3 separate regions of the Homo sapiens genome follow, and regions 1 and 2 are each linked to region 3. Evidence: read pairs that join two places in POLR2A ChIA-PET (ENCODE). Cell type or tissue: HCT116. All regions are shown on one strand. Links, peaks and the distances in the headings refer to the core of each region. The heading gives the core; the rest is flanking DNA.

Region 1 (5,931 bases), core at 694-5,693, 290 kb before region 3:
GTAGGGTTTCAGCAGAGCAGCTGCTCAGGCATGCATGGGTACCCTGGAGCCTTAGATACCCAGGCTTCCCCACAAAAGAAGCTATAACTCCAGCCAAGCAGGACGCTAGACCCCTATACATACCCCTAGGAAAGGGGTTTCATTCAGGGTGCTGGGCAGTGACAAGTGGCAGGCCCACCTTCCATGGCCTGTCTCAGGGTAAGACCCACTGGCTTGGGAATCCAGCCAGACACTGGTAGCAGCGTCACACCTCCCTGACATGGAGCTCCCACCGGCAGGGTGTGGGCTGCTATCTTTGCTGTTTCACAGCCTTAGCTATTGGAGCCTTTGTGTTCTAGGGAGTCCAAGGCAGCTAGGGACTGGAGCAGCCACCCAGCACAGCCCAGCAGCTCTACAGAGAAGCAGTCAGATTGCTTATTCACATCGATCCCAAATCCTGTTTCTTTTCTGTAGGTGGAATCTCCCCACTGGGGTCTCCAGTCACCTCCACCACTGTTTTCTAGTGGACCGCAGTTTCGAATATCCCTGGGATGGCGCTCCCAAAGGGAAGGGTAGGTAGCCTTTGTTGCCGTTTAGCAGCCTTAGCCATTCTTGAAAATGCCATTCTTCGTGCTGGCGGTGGTAGCAGACCCCCAGCACAGCACAGCTGCTCTACCAAAAAGTGGCCAGACTGTTTTTTCACCTGAGTCCCTGATACTGTTTCTCCTCAGTGGGTGAGATATCCCCACCGGGGTCTCCAGCCACCTCCTGCATGTATGTTGCAGGAGGCAACAGGTTGTACCTCTCTGGAACAGAGCTCCCAGGGGGAGGGGCAGGCCCTCATCTTCACTGTTTCATAGCCTTCACTGTTGATATCTTCAGGTACTGAAAAATGTGAAGTGACTATGGTCTGGATTGGACCCCCAGCATATTGCAGCAGCCCTATGGAAAAGTGGCCAGATTGTGTGTTATGTCGGTCCGTGATCCCCTCTCTCTTCACTGGGTGGGTCTGCCAGGCTTGGGTCTGCAGCTACCAGTTGGGGCTATTGAGCCAATGACAGCTCTGCATCTCCCTGGAACAGAGCTCCCAGTGAGAAGGGTGGGTTGCCATCTTTGCTTTCTCACAGCTCTTGCCCTTGCTGTCTCCAGGCTCTGGAGAGTCTGTAGGGAACAGTGGCTGGTCCAGATCCCCAAAACAGAGCAACTGCCTCACAGAAGAGTGACCATACTGTTCTCCATACAGTTCCTGGTTGTCACCTCTCCTCTGTGGGCAGATCCACCTGACCAGACTCCAGCACAGGCACCCTTCCCCTGCCTCATCTCCTCAATCAGGCAGTCCAGCATTTCTCAAAGGAAGAAATCCTACAGTCAACCCACAACCCATCCACCACTACTGTTGCAGTGGGACAGCCCCAGCAGCCCTCTGGCTGGGGAAGGAACAAAGGGCCTAGTCACTACACTCTCACCTCCAGCACACCATAGCCACCATACAAAGAGGAGTCCAGCCTTTCTTCCCTGAGAATCTGCATCCCTATTCTTCAGGAGGCAGGGCCCCCAGCCCATGACTGCAAAACAGTCAACCTACCCATAGCTGAGCATATCCACTGGTAGTTGCCTGGAGTTTCCCTGGGGAGAGGCTCCCACAGCCATCCTACCTCTGCCACTGCCACAGCAGCAGTTTTATCCCTGCTGCCTTGGGTCTGGGGAAGAAACAAAGAGTCTGAAGCTCTTTGTTTACGAGCTTGCAGCAAGCCACTGTCACATGAACTTACAGCACACTGCAGTTACCATATGGTGAGAACAGTCTCTCCTCCTGGTAAGATTGCCACCTTCTATTACCCAAAAAGTGAAGCCCCAAGCTTACACCAGCAGTGCAGCCACCCCACTCCTCTGGCTAAACACTGCCATTAACATGGCTTCACATTTCTTGGAGGTGGAGACCCCAGGGGCAACAGAAAGCCTGTCTACCACTGCCTCTGCAGTGGTACTACCCCAGCTACCTTGGAACTGATGAAGGAGCAGAGACCTCAAGTACCTTATCCATACCTCCAACAAGCTGCCGTCAACCCAAGAGAGGAGGCCAGTCTGTCTGCCATTGGTCAATCACCCACCCCTCACATCACCAGGCAGGGAACCCCTGGCTTGGGCCCACAGGACACACTCCCATCCCACGCTGATTGCACTGAGTGACTGCTGACCTGCTTCTCTGTGGTGGAGCCCCCCGGAGACAAGCAAAAGACCCTCAGTTACAACAACTACTAAGGTCCCTTCCTTCGATGGCTCCAAGTTGGGGAGAAAACATTAACCCTGAGATCACCCCAGAGCTGTTGTGGGCAGCCTGGGAGTGCCAAGATACAAGGTACAGTCAGCACTCAAGTGGGAGAGGAGCCCAAACTTTCAAAGCATTGAGATGGAGCACGTGTACAACCGTGAGGAAATGTAGGTGAGCCCCATGACTGAGCAAGAGCCTGACAACTGACCACTGCACCTAAGAGTCACCTACTAGGTCATGCCCAAAGCTTCAACACCAACAAATCTCACTAACACACCCTCATTCAACCAAAGACATGTCAGCTACAAATAAAGACCCTGCACAAAGCTACAGCCCTGTGAACACAGCCAGAAAATAAGTCTCTTTATTGATTGAACTCAAGCTACACTCCCATATGCAGAGATGAGAAAGAACCAATGCAAGAACTACAGTAACTCAAATGGACAGAGCATCTTATGTCCTCCAAATAATCACACTAGTTCTCCAACAAGGGTTCTTAACCAAAATGAGTTAGCTAAAATGACAGAAATATAATTCAGAATAGGGATAGAAAGGAATTCCATTGAGATTCAGGAAAACAGTAAAACCTAAACCAAGGAAACTAAGAATCACAATCAAAAGAGAGAAGAGTTGATAGCCAAATAGCCAGTATGAAAAAGAACCTAACGGACCTAGTAGATGTACACACTACAAGAATTTCACAATGCAATCACAAGTATTAACAGCAGAATAGACCAAGCTGAGGACAGAATCTCAGGACTTGAAGACTGGCTCTCTGAAATAAGACAATCAGACAAAAATAAAGAAAAAAGAATGAAGAGCAATGAACAAAACCTCCAAGAAATAGGGGGTGGTATAAAGAGGCCAAATCTAGGAATCACTTCCATCCTTTAAAGAGACAGGGAGAAAACAAACAACTTGGAAAATGTATTTCAGGATATAGTCTATGAAAGCTTCCACAATCTTGATAGAGAGATCACAAATCAAATTCCCTTGAAGTTCTACACCCAGATTGACCGGCTCTTCTCATTCCTAGTCTAGCACAATCCATAGAGGAAGGGATAAGTTAGGAGGTCCCGGGGAGGCTGGGCAGGCTGGAGGAAAGGGACATATCCAGACCCTTTCTCTTTCCCCATAGCTGTCCATTGCCCCAAGAGGACATGTCATGCCTGAAGCTGGGAGTATTTTCTCTCTCCACGATACAGAAGTTAAGGAAATGGGCTAATTCCAGTACCGTGATAGTTCTTTCTTGGGAAGAGCCTCTTTTTAGCTATGAAGATAAATATCCTGCCAGGAGGCCTACTTCTGCATTCACAGCCTGCTGTCCTCAGACTTGGCTGCTGTGTTGGTGCACTTTGACCAGTTGGTGGCTCTCTTTCCCTGTAAATCTTGTAATAGTCTCAAAGTAGAATGGAACCTGCGTTTTATTTCCTTTTTTGCTAAGCTACTGTTATGTCATTGCAACAGCGACATTCCGTGTTTTACAGAAATATTCATCATAAGAAAGGAAAAAGAGTATTTTATAAAAAGAGCTTCTGAAAAACCTAGAACTTTCACTGACCTTCTGCTTTAATTTGTGATTTTGTGCTCTTAAGGGAAAAGTGATGGGTAAAACCCACAAGAGAACTGAAAACAGCTGTATGAAGAGGCAGTGCAGGCTAATGATGAGTGAAGAAGAGAGCACAGTGCGCATTTCTAGAGGAAGAGGAAGGAAACTAATGTGATATGGGAGTGAAAAAATGGGATACAGAAAAGCATGGAGGAAAGGGAAAAGTGTGTCAGCTCTCAGAACCAGCAAAGATGTATATTTTACTTAAGTTTAGGAGAGTAACTTCATATGGGAGTGTACTCTGGGATTCTGAGAGCCAGGAAACAAATGTTCCAGGTGCCAGAATCAGTTAACCATCAACACGTGTATTCTGCACTTCAATCTAGATGCTGCTCCTCTGTCAGGTATTTATAGAAGCCACCATTTCCTGACTAAGTGTAAGTAGGACTTTGAAATGAGGTGAGACAATTTTTCAGCCTCTTTAGAATTCATGATAGAATTCTGTTTTTTTAGGCTGCCAAAAAAATATATATGCAACCAGAATGGAATTTCAATGTAAAATAAGTTATTGTTATTTATACCTGATGTGTAAATTTTGAATTGGGATTTGCTTAATAATTATTAATCTCGTTTTTTCCTCATTTATACACAACCATCTCCTGCTCTCTGAATTTCCTTGGTTCATGTTGTATTTTCAGCTGATTTTGACCAACTTGCTCTCTCTCTTTCTTTCTTTTTTTTTTTTTTGATTTTGCTTTAAGTTCTGGAATACATGTGCAGAACCTGTAGATTTGTTACATAGGTATACATGTGCCATGGTGGTTTGCTGCACCTATCAACTTGTCATCTAGGTTTTAAGCACAATTTTTAAAAATCCCATCTATCATTGATGGGCATTTGGGTTGGTTTTGTGTCTTTGCTATTGTAAATAGGGCTGCAGTAAACATACACGTGCATGTATTTTCATAATAGAATGACATATATTTCTTTGGGTATTACTCAGGAATGGGATTGCTGGGTCAAATGCTATTTCTGGTTCTAGATCCTTGATGAATTACCACAGTCTTCCACAATGGTTGAAGTAATTTACATTCCCACCAACAGTGTAAAAGCTTTCCTGTTTTTCCACAGCTTCACCAGCATCTGTTGTTTCCTGACTTTTTAATAATCACCATTCTGAGGGGCATGAGATGGTATCTCATTGGTGTTTTGATTTTCCTTTCTCTAATGATCAGTGATGTTGAGCTTTTTTCATCTTTATGGGCCACATAAATGTCTCCTTTTGAGAAATGTCTGTTCATGTTTTGCCACTTTTTGATGTTTTTTTTTCTAAATTTGTTTAAGTTCTTTTTACATTCTGGATATTAGACCTCTGTCAATTGGATAGACTGCAAAAATTTTCTCCCGTTCTGTAGGTTGCCTGTTCGCTGTGATGACTGATAATTTCGTTTGCTGTGCAGAAGCTCTTTAATTAGATGCCATTTGTCAATTTTAGCTTTAGATGCAGTTGCTTTTGGCAATTTCATCATAAAATCTTTGCCCATGCCTATGTCCTGAATGCTATTGCCTATGTTTTATTCTAGGGTTTTTATGGTTTTGGGTTTTACATTTAAGTCTTATATCCATCTTGAGTTAATTTTTGTATAAGATGTAAGGAAGGGTCCAGTTTCAGTTTTCTGCATATGGCTATCCAGTTTTCCCAGCACCATTTATTAAATAGGGAATCCTTTCCCCATTCCTAAAGTATTGAGAAAGAGATTCTCTTTTCCAGTTTCCAATTTTATTTTATGAAAGAAATGTGTCAGTTTTTACTGACATTTAACAGAGTATTAATCAAAATAATGATCAATTACTATTGTAAATAATTTTACATTTTATGCTTTAAATATATAAAATATTAAATGTATTAATATGATTTATCAGTGCATCACATTTATGAAATTTATTCATTGACATGTATTTTCAAAAAGGAAACACTATGCAGATAAAAGATAATCCACATTTTTGGCGGGTCCAACTTATTACTTCCCTCCATTGCAAAGGCAGATCTTTCACAATTTTCTGTATGTGTTATCCTGATTTTTCTTTTCTCATTGATTCTTCTACCTACCCCAGTATGGCTTCTGCTGAT
Region 2 (5,931 bases), core at 274-5,273, 330 kb before region 3:
CACTGTTCTCCACGCAGTTCCTGGTTGTCACCTCTCCTCTGTGGGCAGAGCCACCTGACCAGAGACTCCAGCACAGGCATTCTTCCCTTGCCTCGTCTCCTCAATCAGGCAGTCCAGCATTTCTCCAAGAAAGAAATCCCACAGTCAACCCATAACCCATCCACCATGACCGTTGCAGTGGGACAGCCCCAGCAGCCCTCCGGCTGGGGAAGGAACAAAGGCCTATTCACTACACTGGCACCTCCAGCACATCATCACCACTGTATGAAGAGGAGTCCAGCCCCTCTTCCCTGAGAATCCCTGTCCCTATTCTTCAGGAGGCAGGGCCCCCTGCCCATGACTGCAGAACAGTCACCCTACCCATGGCTGAGCATATCCACTGGTAGTTGACTAGAGTTTCCCTGGGGAGAGGCTCCCACAACCATCCTACCTCTGCCACTGCCACAGCAGCAGTTTTATCCTTGCTGCCTTGGGTCTGGGGAAGAGACAAAGAGTCTGAAGCTCTTTGTTTACAAGCTTACATCATGCCACAGTCACCTGAACTTCCAGCACACTGCAGTTACCACATAGTGAGGAGAACAGTCTCCTCCTGGTAAGTTTTCCACCTCCTGTTTCCCAAGAAGTGAAGTCCCATACTTACACCAGCAGTGCAGCCACCCCACTCCTCTGGCTAAACACTCCCATTAACATGACTTCACATTTCTAGGAGGTGGAGACCCCAGGGGTAACAGAAAGCCTGTCTAACACTGCCTCTGCAGTGGTACTACCCCAGCTACCTTGGAACTAATGAAGGAGCAAGACCCCAAGTGCCTTATGCATACCTCCAACAAGCTGCTGTCAACCCAAGAGAGGAGGCCAGTCTGTCTGCCATTGGTCAACCATCCACCCCTCACATCACCAGGCAGGGAACCCCTGTCTTGGGCCCACAGCACAGACACCCCCATCCGAAGCTGAATGCTCTGAGTGATTGCTCACCTGCATCTCTGGGGTGGAGCCCCCAGGGGACAAGCAAAAGACCCTCAGTTACAACTACTACTAAGGTCCCTTCCTTCAATGCCTCCAAGTCGGGGAGAAAACATTAACCCTGAGATCACCTCAGAGCTGTTATGTACAGCCTGGGAGTGCCAAGATACAAGCTACAGTCAGCACTCCAGTGGGAGAGGAGCCCACACTTTCATAGCATTGAGAAGGAGCACGGCTGCAAACGTGGGGAAATACAGGGGAGCCACGTGACTGAGCAAGAGCCTTACAACTGACCACTCCAACTAAGAGTCACCTACTAGGTCATGCCCAAAGCATGACACTAAAAAATGTCACTAACATACCCTCATTAAACCAAAGACAAGTCAGCTTCAAATAAAGACCCTGCACAAAGCTGCAGCCCTGTGAACACATCCAGAACTGAAGTCTACTTATTGATTGAACTCAAGCTACATTCCCATATGTAGAGACGAGAAAGAACCAACTGAAGAACTATAGTATCTCAAAAGGACAAAGTATCTTATGTCCTCCAAATAATCTCACTAGTTCTCCAACAGGGGTACTTAACCATAATGAGTTAGCTAAAATGACAGAAACATAATTCAGAATAGGATAGAAAGGAATTTCATTGAGATTCAGGAAAATGATAAAACCTAAACCAAGGAAACTAAGAATCACGATCAAAGGAGAGAGGAGTGGACTGACAAAATAGCCAGTATGAAAAAGAACCTAACGGACCTAGTATAGGTACACTACTAGAAGAATTTCACAATGCAATCACAAGTATTAACAGCAGAATAGACCAAGCTGAGGACAGAATCTCAGGACTTGAAGACTGGCTCTCTGAAATAAGACAGTCAGACAAACATAAAGAAAAAAGAATGAAGAGCAATGAACAAAAGCTCCAAGAAATAGGGGATTGTATAAAGAGGCCAAATCTAAGAGTCACTTGCATCCTTTAAAAAGACGGAGAAAGCAAACAACTTGGAAAATATATTTCAGGATATCATCTATGAAAACTACCACAACCTTGATAGAGAGACCAAAAGTCAAATTCCCTTGAAGTTCTACACCCAGATTGACCGGCTGTTCTCATTCCTAGTCTAGCACAATCCATAGAGGAAGGGATAAGTTAGGAGGCCCCGGGGAGGCTGGGCAGGCTGGAGGAAAGGGACACATCCTGACCCTTTGTCTTTCCCCATAGCTGTCCATTGCCCCAAGACGACATGTCATGCCTGAAGCTGGGAGTATTTTCTCTCTCCATGATACAGAAGTTAAGGAAATGGGCTAATTCCAGTACTGGGGTCAGTTCTTTCTTGGGAAGAGCCTCTTTTTAGCTATGAAGATAAATCTCCTGCCAGGAGGCCTGCTTCTGCATTAATAACCTGCTCTCCACAGACTTGGCTGCTGTCTTGGTGCACTTTGACCAGTTGGGGGCTCTCTTTCCCTGTAAATGTTGTAAGAGTCTCAAAGTAAAACGGAACCTGCCTTTTATTTCCTTTTTTGCTAAGCTACTGTTATGTCACTGTAACAGCGACATTCCCTCTTTTACAGAAATATTCATCATAAGAAAGGAAAAAGAGTATTTTATAAAAGAGCTTCTGAAAAACCTAGAACTTTCACTGAACTTCTGCTTTAATTTGTGATTTTGTGCTCTTAAGGGGAAAGTGATGGGTAAAACCCACAAGAGAACTGAAAACAGCTGTATGAAGAGGCAGTGCAGGCTAATGATGAGTGAAGAAGAGAGCACAGTGCGCATTTCTAGAGGAAGAGGAAGGAAACTAGTGTGATATGGGAGTGGAAAATGGGATACAGAAAAGCAGGGAGGAGAGGGGAAAGTGTGTCAGCTCTCAGAACCAGCAAAGATGTATACTTTACTTAAGTTTAGGAGACTAACTTCATATGGGAGTGTACTCTGGAATTCTGAGAGCCAGGAAACAAATGTTCCAGGTGCCAGAATCAGTTAACCATCGACACGTGTATTCTGCCCTTCAATCTAGATGCTGCTCCTCTGACAGGTATTTATACAAGCCACCATTCCAGACTAAGTAGGACTTTGAAATGAGTTGAGACAATTTTTCAGCCTCTCTACAATTCATGACAGAATTCTGTTGTTTTACGCTGCCTAAAAACAATATATACAAGCAGTATGGAATTTCAATGTAAAATAAGTTATTATTATTTATACCAGATGTGTAAATTTTGTGTGAGGATTTCCTTAATAATTATTAATCTCCTTTTTTCCTCATTTATACACAACCATCTCCTGCTCTCTGAATTTCCTTGGTTCATGTTGTATTTTCGGCTGATTTTGACCAACTTTCTTTCTTTTTAAATTTTGCTTTAAGTTCCGGGATACATGTGCAGAACGTGCAGATTTGTTTCATAGGTATACGTGTGCCATGGTGGTTTGCCTCACCTATCAACTCGTCACCTAGGTTTTTTTTTTTGAATTAATTTCGTATTTATTTTATTTTAACCATCCTTTCTCCTCCATTACAGTATACATTTCATGAAGACAGGAATTCCATGTTATTCTATTTCCTATAATTGATGCTTAATACCTATTGTCAACTGATTCTTTTCTCTGTGCAATTCCTCTGGAGAAATATTTTGTTCTGTGCCAAGAAACAGTTTCATTCAACGGTTAAGGTGACTTGTGTCACTGATCTGATTTCCTTCTTTTACATTAACTATCAAAAATCTCAGACTTATTAATAAAGACATGTCTTCATAGGGTACATCTTTATAATGGTCTTATTTTTATTTTATTTTCCTCCCTCTTTTTTTTCATTTTACTTTATTCTGTCCTAAACATTTAAAGTTTCAGCTAATTTTAAAGTAAAAGATGCTCAATGGGAAAAGCTCACACAAATCAGAGCTACCTAAAAGTAGAGTTGGAAAGTCCCAAGGATCTTTTTCTCTGAGGCAAGCCTCTTTGCTTCTGAGTGCTTGCCCTGCAGACTGGCTTATGAAGAGGTCACCATCTTTTCAGATTCCAGGGGCCCGTAATGTTCATACCACTGCAGTATTCTTACTACACACTGTAATAATCTGGAATAATAAGATCGTAGGCACTCTTTCTTGCCCTCACATGTGGATCTGCCTTCTCCTTTTAAACAGCCATGTAACGTTCCCTATCTCACCTACTTTGAATTTTTATATTCTTGCTGCTCTAAGGTTTTTTTTTGGAGCAAGGAAAGCAATTAAAAAAAATAAAATTTACTTTCAAAAGAAGAGTAGAGATAATTAACCAGCCCTTGCCACCTAACTAAATATAATTCCCTAGTAACTCCTCTTGGAGCCACCAGGTTCCCTGGGAGTGGAATTGCCTGTGGAAAGGCCTATGTGGATTCTGAGCTTGGGAAATGGTGACGGAGCCCTCTCTCTAGCCTCTCAGCCTGGCCAAACACGGTGAAACCCGTCTCTACTAAAAGTACAAAAATTAGCTGAGTATGGTGGCACGAGTCTGTAATCCCAGCTACTCGGGAGGCTGAGGCATGAGAATTGTTTGAATCCGGGAGGCAGAGGTTGCAGTGAGCCGAGATAGCACCGCTGCACTCCAGCCTGGGTGACAGAGCGAGACTCTGTGTCAAAAAAAAAAAAAGAAAAAAAAAAAGTAAGAAATGAGTGAACATTTCAAAATGGCAGGAACTGGTTAAGTTTAAAACTGAAAACTTTCATTCTGACAAGAAAGCAGTCATTCCTTTTCTCCATTAACAGAGATAAAGAAAAGCTTTTCAAATCTGTATATGGCTACGTTGATTGACGTCCGAGTTAAAAATGAAATGTCGGCCGGGCGCGGTGGCTCACACCTGTAATCCCACCACTTTGGGAGGCCGAGGTGGGTGGATCATGAGGTCAGGAGATGGAGGCCATCCTAGCTAACATGGTGAAACCCCATCTCTACTAAAAATACAAAAAATTAGCTGGGCATGGTGGCATGCACCTGTAGTCCCATCTACTCAGGAGGCTGACACAGGAGAATCACTGGAACCCAGGAGGCGGAAGTTGCAGTGAGCCGAGATTGCGCCACTGCACTGTAGCCTGGTTGACAGAGCGAGACTCTATCTCCAAAAAAAAAAAAAAAAAAGAGACAGAGAGAGAGAAATCTCATTTCCCTGTTGCTCAGTCACATTCCTATAAACATACTACTTGCATGCCTGGACAGTTATCACCTTCCAACCTCTTATCTCGGTGATTTCCCAAGCTACAGAGTAAGATAGGTGGAGAATTTTTGTACTTTTAGTAGAGACAGGGTTTCACCATGTTGGTCAGGCTGGTCTTGAACTCTAGCCTACACAACAGAGCAAGACTCCGTCTCAAAAAAAAAAAAAAAATAGGCAGAGAAGGGGTTATTTACATTTCACAGATGAGGTTCACAGGCCCTGAGTTATTTTTGCTACAGTCAACGTGAACAATAAAAACAGCAATTGTGCCCTCTGGTTTGAAGAGACCTGGCTCCACCCACCTGGTGGGGAAAACTACGCCTCCACCCTGGTCCCATGCCTGCCAGCTCTCACCTGGACTCCTCTGTTGTCTCACGTAAGTCACATCTAAGTATGACCTCAGCTGCTCAAAGGACTGCTGAGAAAGTTAGTCAAGTTATCCAACCAACACTCAGCAAACTGAGGACCCATCTGGGAGGTGGAGCCACCCTACCCAATCACAGCTGTTGGGAGTGTATCTGTCTCAGTGGGTGGCACAGCTGAGCTCCTACCTAGAGGTGGCCACCATGCTAGGAAGCACCTTCGCCTTGGACAGTGGGCTCAGGTTCTGGCTCTGCCACTTATTAGCTATGCAGTCTTGGGCAAGTGACTTTACCCCTCCTCACTGCAGCTTCTTCATTGTAAAATGAGAATACAGACACCAGAAGCTACCCATGTTTGTTGGTAAGTGCAAATGAGGCAGCCTATGTAAACAAGAGCCAGTGTCTTCGTGCGGCAAACC
Region 3 (5,931 bases), core at 683-5,682:
AGAGATCCATGCAAACCCATCAACACTTCTGGAAAGAAACCAAAGCATTCTGAAAGTGGGTGAACAACGTTTTCATGTGTGGAAATGTAGAGAATTTGGGACCATTATGAGTGACACGAGGAGCTCAGTGACTTACCAGTATTTATATGGTGCTTCCTAAGGCCCAGGCAAGCACTTTTTCATCAAAAAAAGACATTTCAAAAGGACTTTTTCATTACTGTATAGCCACCACCCATAAAGATTTAGTACAGTGCTGCTTTAGTTTGAAAAATGGTGCCCCTCCAAAATTTATGTTAAGACAATCCCCAACGCAACAGGATTAAGAGGCGTGGCCTCTGAAAAGTGATTAGGTCATGAGGATTCCACCCTCGTGGATGAGATTCGAATCCTTATAAAAGGGCTGGAGGTTGAAGGGAGCACTCTCTTGCCCTTCCACCTTCTGGCCATGTGACTACACAGTGTCCATCCTCTCAGAGAGAGGCAGCAAAAAGGCACCATCTTTGAAGTGAAGACCTGGCTCTCAGCAAACACAAAACCTGCCAGTGCCTTGATCTCCCTGCCTCCAGTACTGTGAAAAATAAATTTCTCTTATTTATAAATTACCTAGCCTGTGGTATTTTGTTATAGCAGCACAAATGGACTATGACATGTGCATATCTTTAAAAAATAAAATATTTGTAATGGTTGATTTACACATTAAATTCATATTCTATATCCTCCAAAGTCTGAACCAAAGGTAAGATGTATTTAGAATACATTGTCAAGAGCTGTACATCTATTCTTTTATTAAATCCTAACTCCAAACTGAAAAGCTGTTGAAGAATTTTTTTCCATTTTATACTATATAGCTGAGAAAACTAAACCTCAGAAAGGTTAAGTCATTAGTTCACAATCACAGTGCTAGTTAATGTTAGAATCTGAATTCAGCATGTCTTCCCTCAGAGTCTGCATTCTATCTGTGCCCCCAAACTAACTTCCAACATTACCACCCTTATTTTCTACGGACCAATGGGGCTTTTCTTTGGGGCTGGAATCATCTCCTCACTACCCCCTGGCATACTATTCCCACTTTGTTCCTGCCATTTCTTCTGCCCCTGAAATATTCCTCAAATGGTCATTCTGCTTCATCATTCCAAAAGGAAGCATTCTGAGCTCAAAACAAAACAAAACTAAACAATGATTCACCATGTTGATTCACAACAAAACTATAAATGACTCCGTTTTCTGGTTTGTCAATAAGCTTCAGAATACTGTCGAAACACATAAAATACAAAACATTTATATTATCAGGCTAATGGTTGCCTGTGACCCAACTAAGACCAAAGTCAGACATAATGCACACATTTCAGAGGAATTTCCCAACTAATCCAAAAGTCAAGGGCTTCCAGATATTTCCATCACCCACAAGTGGCATTCCCTTAGAATGCTAAGTCTTGAGCCCTTTCCAAGTGTTGTTCCCTAACTCTGTAACACTCCCTGAACATGCCGCTTGGTCTACCTGGCAAACCAGAATTAATCCTTTAAGACAATGGTTAGGTAGTGCCCCCTTCTTTGCTTGTGTCTCTCCACTTCCACCACACACCTTGATGTAGAGTCCCTATTCTCACTGTACACATACCTCTCCCACTAGCTTTTGAGCTCTTTGTGGGCATGGACATGTCTTCTTAAACTTTTTATCCCAAGGCCCACCAAAGAATCTGCACATACATTAAGCCCAATAAATGCTGAATGGGCACGCTCATGACCTACAGATATTGACACTGTGATTGAAAAACTTCTGGATTCAGGAATGGGGTGTGTTTATTTTTATAATATCCAGCCAAATATCAAAGGTCTAGAGAAGCTTCTACAGGCATATCTTGGAGATATTGTGGGTCTGTTCCAGACCACCACAATAAAGTGAATATCACAATACAGCAAGTGACACAAATTTGCTTTCCAGTGCATATAGAAGTTATATTACACTGTAGTCTATAAACTGTGCACTAGCATTATGTCTAAATAAAAGTACATATCTTATTTTTAAAATATTGCTAAAAAACGCTAATGATCAGCTGAGCCTCCAGCAAGTTGTAACCTTTTTACTGGTGGAAGGTCTTATCTTGATCTTGATGGCTACTGGCTGATCATACAGTGGTGTCAGCTGAAGGCTGGGGCGACTCTGGCAATTTTTTTTTTCTCACTTTTTTTTTTAACATTTATTTTAAGCTCAGGAGTATATGTGCAGCTTTGTTATATTGGTAAACTTGTGTCATGGGGGTTTGTTGTACATATTATTTAGTCACCAAAGTATTAAGCCTCGTACTCATTAGTTATGTTTCCTGATCTTCTCCCTCCTCCCAACCTTCACCCTCTTGTAAGCCCCAGTGTCTGTTGTTCCCTTCTATGTGTCCATGTGTTCTCATCATTTAGCTCCCACTTATAAGTGAAAATACCTGGTATTTGGTTTTCTGTTCATGTGTCAGTTTGCTAAGGATAAATGGCCTCCAGCTCCATCCATGTTCCTACGTGTTCTTTTTTATGGCTACATAGTATTCCAGGATTTAGCTGTATCACTTTTTCTTTATCCAGTCTATCAGTGATGTACATTTTGGTTAATTCCATGTCTTTGTTATTGTGAATAGTGCCACAATGAACATACACGTGCATGTGTCTTTATGACAGAATGACTTATATTCCTTTATAACAGCATGGTTTATATTCCTTTATGACAGAATGATTTATATCCTAGTAATGGGATTGCTGGGTTGAATGGTATTTCTGTTTTTAGGTTTTTGAGGTATCTGTCTTCCACAATGGTTGAACAAATTTACATTTCTACCAACAGTGAATAAGCATTCCTTTTTCTCCACAACCTTGCCAGCATCTGCTATTTCTTGAATTTTTAATAAAAGCCATTCTGACTGGTGTGAGACAGTATCTCACTGTTTTGATTTGCATTTCTCTAATGATCAGTGATGTTCAGCTTTTTTTCATATGCCTGTTGGCTGTGTGTATGTCTCCTTTTGAAAAGTGTCTGTTCACATCATTCACCCACTTTTTTTTTTTGTTACAGGGCACATGTGAAGGATGCACAGGTTTGTTATGTAAATGTGTGTCGTGGTGGTTTGCTGCACCTATCAACCCATCTTCTAAGTATTAAGCTTAGCATGCATTAGCTATTTTTCCTGATGGCTCCCTCCTCCTGACCTCACCTTGACAGCCCCCAGTGTGTGTTGTTCCCCTCCATTTCCATGCATTCTCCTTGTTCAGCTCCCATTTATAAGATCATGTGGTGTTTGGTTTTCTGTTCCTGCGTTACTTTGCTGAGGATAATGGCTTCCAGCTCCATCCATGTCCCTGCAAAGGACAGGAACTCATTCCTTTTTATCCTGTGCCCACTTTTTAATGGGGTTTTTTTTTCTTGTAAATTGGTTTAAGTTTCTCATAGATGCTGGATATTACACCTTTCTCAGAAGCATAGTTTGCAAAATTTTTCTCCCTTTCTGTAGGTTGTCTGTTTACTCTGTTGATAGTTTCTTTTGCTGCACAGAAACTCTTTAATTAGATCCCATTTGCCAATTTTTGCTTTTGTTGAAATTGCTTTTGGTGTCTTCATCATAAAATCTTTGCCTATGTCCAGAATGGAATTGCTTAGGTTGTCTTACAGGGTTTTTATAGGTTTGGGTTTTACATTTAGTCTTTAATCCATCTTTAGGTGATTTCTGTATATGGTATAAGGAAGGGGTCCAGTTTCAGTCTTCTGCATATGGCTAGCCAGTTATCCCAGCACCATTTATTGAATATGGAGTCCTTTCCCCATTGCTTATTCTTGTCAATTTCATCAAAGGTCAGATAGTTGTAGGTGCAAGGCCTTATTTCTGGGCTCTCTATTCTGTTCCAATGGTTTATGTGTCTGTTTTTGTACCAGCACCATGCTGTTTTGGTTATTATAGCCCTAGAGTATGGTCTGAAGTCAGGTAGCATGATGCCCTGAGCTTTGTTCTTTTCGCTTAGGATCTTCTTGCGTTTTGGGCTCTTTTTTGGTTCCATATGAATTTTTACATAGTTTTTTTTCTAGTTCTGTGAAGAACGTCATTGGTCATTTGATAGGAATAACACTGAATCTATAAATTGCTTTGAGCAGTATGGCCATTTTGACAATATTGATTCTTCCTATCCGTTAGCATGGAATATTTTTCCATTTGTTTCTGTTACCTCTGATTTCTTTGAAAAGTGTTTTGTAGTCCTCCTTGAAGAGAGCTTTCACCACCCTGGTTAGCTGTATTCCTAGGTACTTTATTCTTTTGTAGCAATTGTGAACGGGATTGTGCTCTTGATTTGGCTCTTGGCCAAACTGGTATAAAGCATTTCTAGTTTAGTTACTGTCGTTGGTCTAAAGTAATGCTAGTGATTTTTGTACCCTGATTTTGTATCCTTGGACTCTGAAGTTGTTTATCAGCTGAAGGAGCTTTTGAACCAAGAATATGAGGTTTTCTAGATTTAGGATCATGTTGTCTGCAAACAGAAATAGTTTGACTTCCTCTCTTCCTATTTGGATGCCCTTTATTTCTCTTGCCTATTGCTCTGGACAGGACATCCAATACTATGTTGAATAGGAGGTGTGAGAGACAGCATCCTTGTCTTGTGTCCGTTTTCAAGAGAGATGGTTCCAGCTTTTGCCCACTCAGTATGATGTTGGCTGTGGGTTTGCTATAGATGGCTCTCATTATTTTGAGGTGTGTTCCTTCAATACCTAGTTTATTGAAAGATTTTAACATGCAGGGGTGTTGAATTTTATCAAAAGCCTTTTCTGTATCTACTGAGATAATCATATGGTTTTTGTCTTTAGCTCCATTTATGTGATGAATCACATTTATTGAATTGTGTATGTTGAACCAACTTGTATACCAGGGATAAAGCCTACTTGATTGTGGTGGATAAGCTTTTTGATGTGCTGCTGGATTTGGTTTACCAGTATTTTGTTGAGGATTTTTGCACTGATATTCATCAAGGATACTGGCCTCAAGTTTTTTTGTTGTTGTTGTGTCTCTGCCAGGTTTTGTTATCAGAATGATGTTGGCCTCATAGGATGAGTTAGGGAGGAGTCCCTCCTCAATTTTTGCAATAGTTTCAGTAGGAATGGTATTAGCTCTTCTTTGTACATATGGTAGAATTTGGCTCTAGTTCTGTTTGGTTGGTAGGCTATTTATTACTAATTCAATTTTGGAGCTCATTATTGGTCTGTTCGGGGTTTCAATTTCTTCTTGGCTCAGTCTTGGGAGGATGTATGTCTCCAGGAATTTATCCATTTCTTTGAGATTTTCCAGTTTATGTGCATAATGTTCTCTGATGGTTATCTGTATTTCTGTAGGGTCAGCAGTAATATCCTCTTTGACATTTCTAATTGTGTTTATTTGGATCTTCTAGTTTTTCTTATTAGTCTAGCTAGCAGTCTACCTATTTTAGTAATTTTTTCAAAAACCCACTCCTGAATTCATTGATATTTTGAATGTTTTTTTTCATGTCTCAATCTCAGTTCAGCTCTGATTTTGGGTATTTCTTGTCTTCTGCTAACTTTGAGGTTTGTTTGCTATTGGTTCTCTAGTCCTTTTGGTTGTGATGTCAGCTTGTTAAACTGAGGTATTTCTAACTTTTGATGTGAGCATTTAGTGCTATAAATTTCCTGCTTAACACTGCCTTAGCTGTGTCCCACAGATTCTGGTATGTTGCATCTTTTTTTTTTTCTCACATGCTCAGCTGTCCAAGGTTGGCTTCCCCACTGCACACTCGAGTGGTATGTTGCATCTTTGTTCTCAATAGTTTCAAAGAACTTGATTTCTGCCTTAATTTTACTATTTACCCAAAAGTCATTCAGGAGTAGGTTATTCTATTTCCATTTAAATATATGGTTTTAAGTGGATTTCTTAGTCTTGTTTTCTAATTTGATTG

What was found. Peaks named below come from ENCODE experiments on the same cell type or tissue, not always from the same donor. Only the 100,000 strongest peaks of a DNase experiment are listed, where the experiment ranks them.
Region 1: POLR2A ChIA-PET joins it to region 3 with 5 read pairs; 2 of 35 experiments call an interaction of 5 or more read pairs at or near these places.
Region 2: POLR2A ChIA-PET joins it to region 3 with 6 read pairs; 1 of 35 experiments calls an interaction of 5 or more read pairs at or near these places.

The regions. Positions count from the first base shown.
Region 1 is chr9:21,232,309-21,238,239 of GRCh38, forward strand. No RefSeq gene overlaps it. Among named protein-coding and RNA genes, the nearest start is that of IFNA14, 4.7 kb to the right of the region's middle. In HCT116, for the core only: a CTCF peak has its summit at 3,632 (motif pointing right); a DNase peak (open chromatin) is centred at 3,633.
Region 2 is chr9:21,192,915-21,198,845 of GRCh38, forward strand. No RefSeq gene overlaps it. Among named protein-coding and RNA genes, the nearest start is that of IFNA7, 6.3 kb to the right of the region's middle. RefSeq lists an enhancer at 2,466-2,525. In HCT116, for the core only: a CTCF peak has its summit at 2,398 (motif pointing right); a DNase peak (open chromatin) is centred at 2,417.
Region 3 is chr9:21,518,579-21,524,509 of GRCh38, forward strand. All of the region lies in intron 1 of MIR31HG (MIR31 host gene), which reads right to left. It overlaps LOC124900282 (small nucleolar RNA SNORD55/SNORD39), which reads right to left and starts at 5,804; the gene lies at 5,729-5,804. In HCT116, for the core only: no CTCF peak of the experiment used is centred there; a DNase peak (open chromatin) is centred at 3,108; H3K27ac peaks cover 4,591 bases.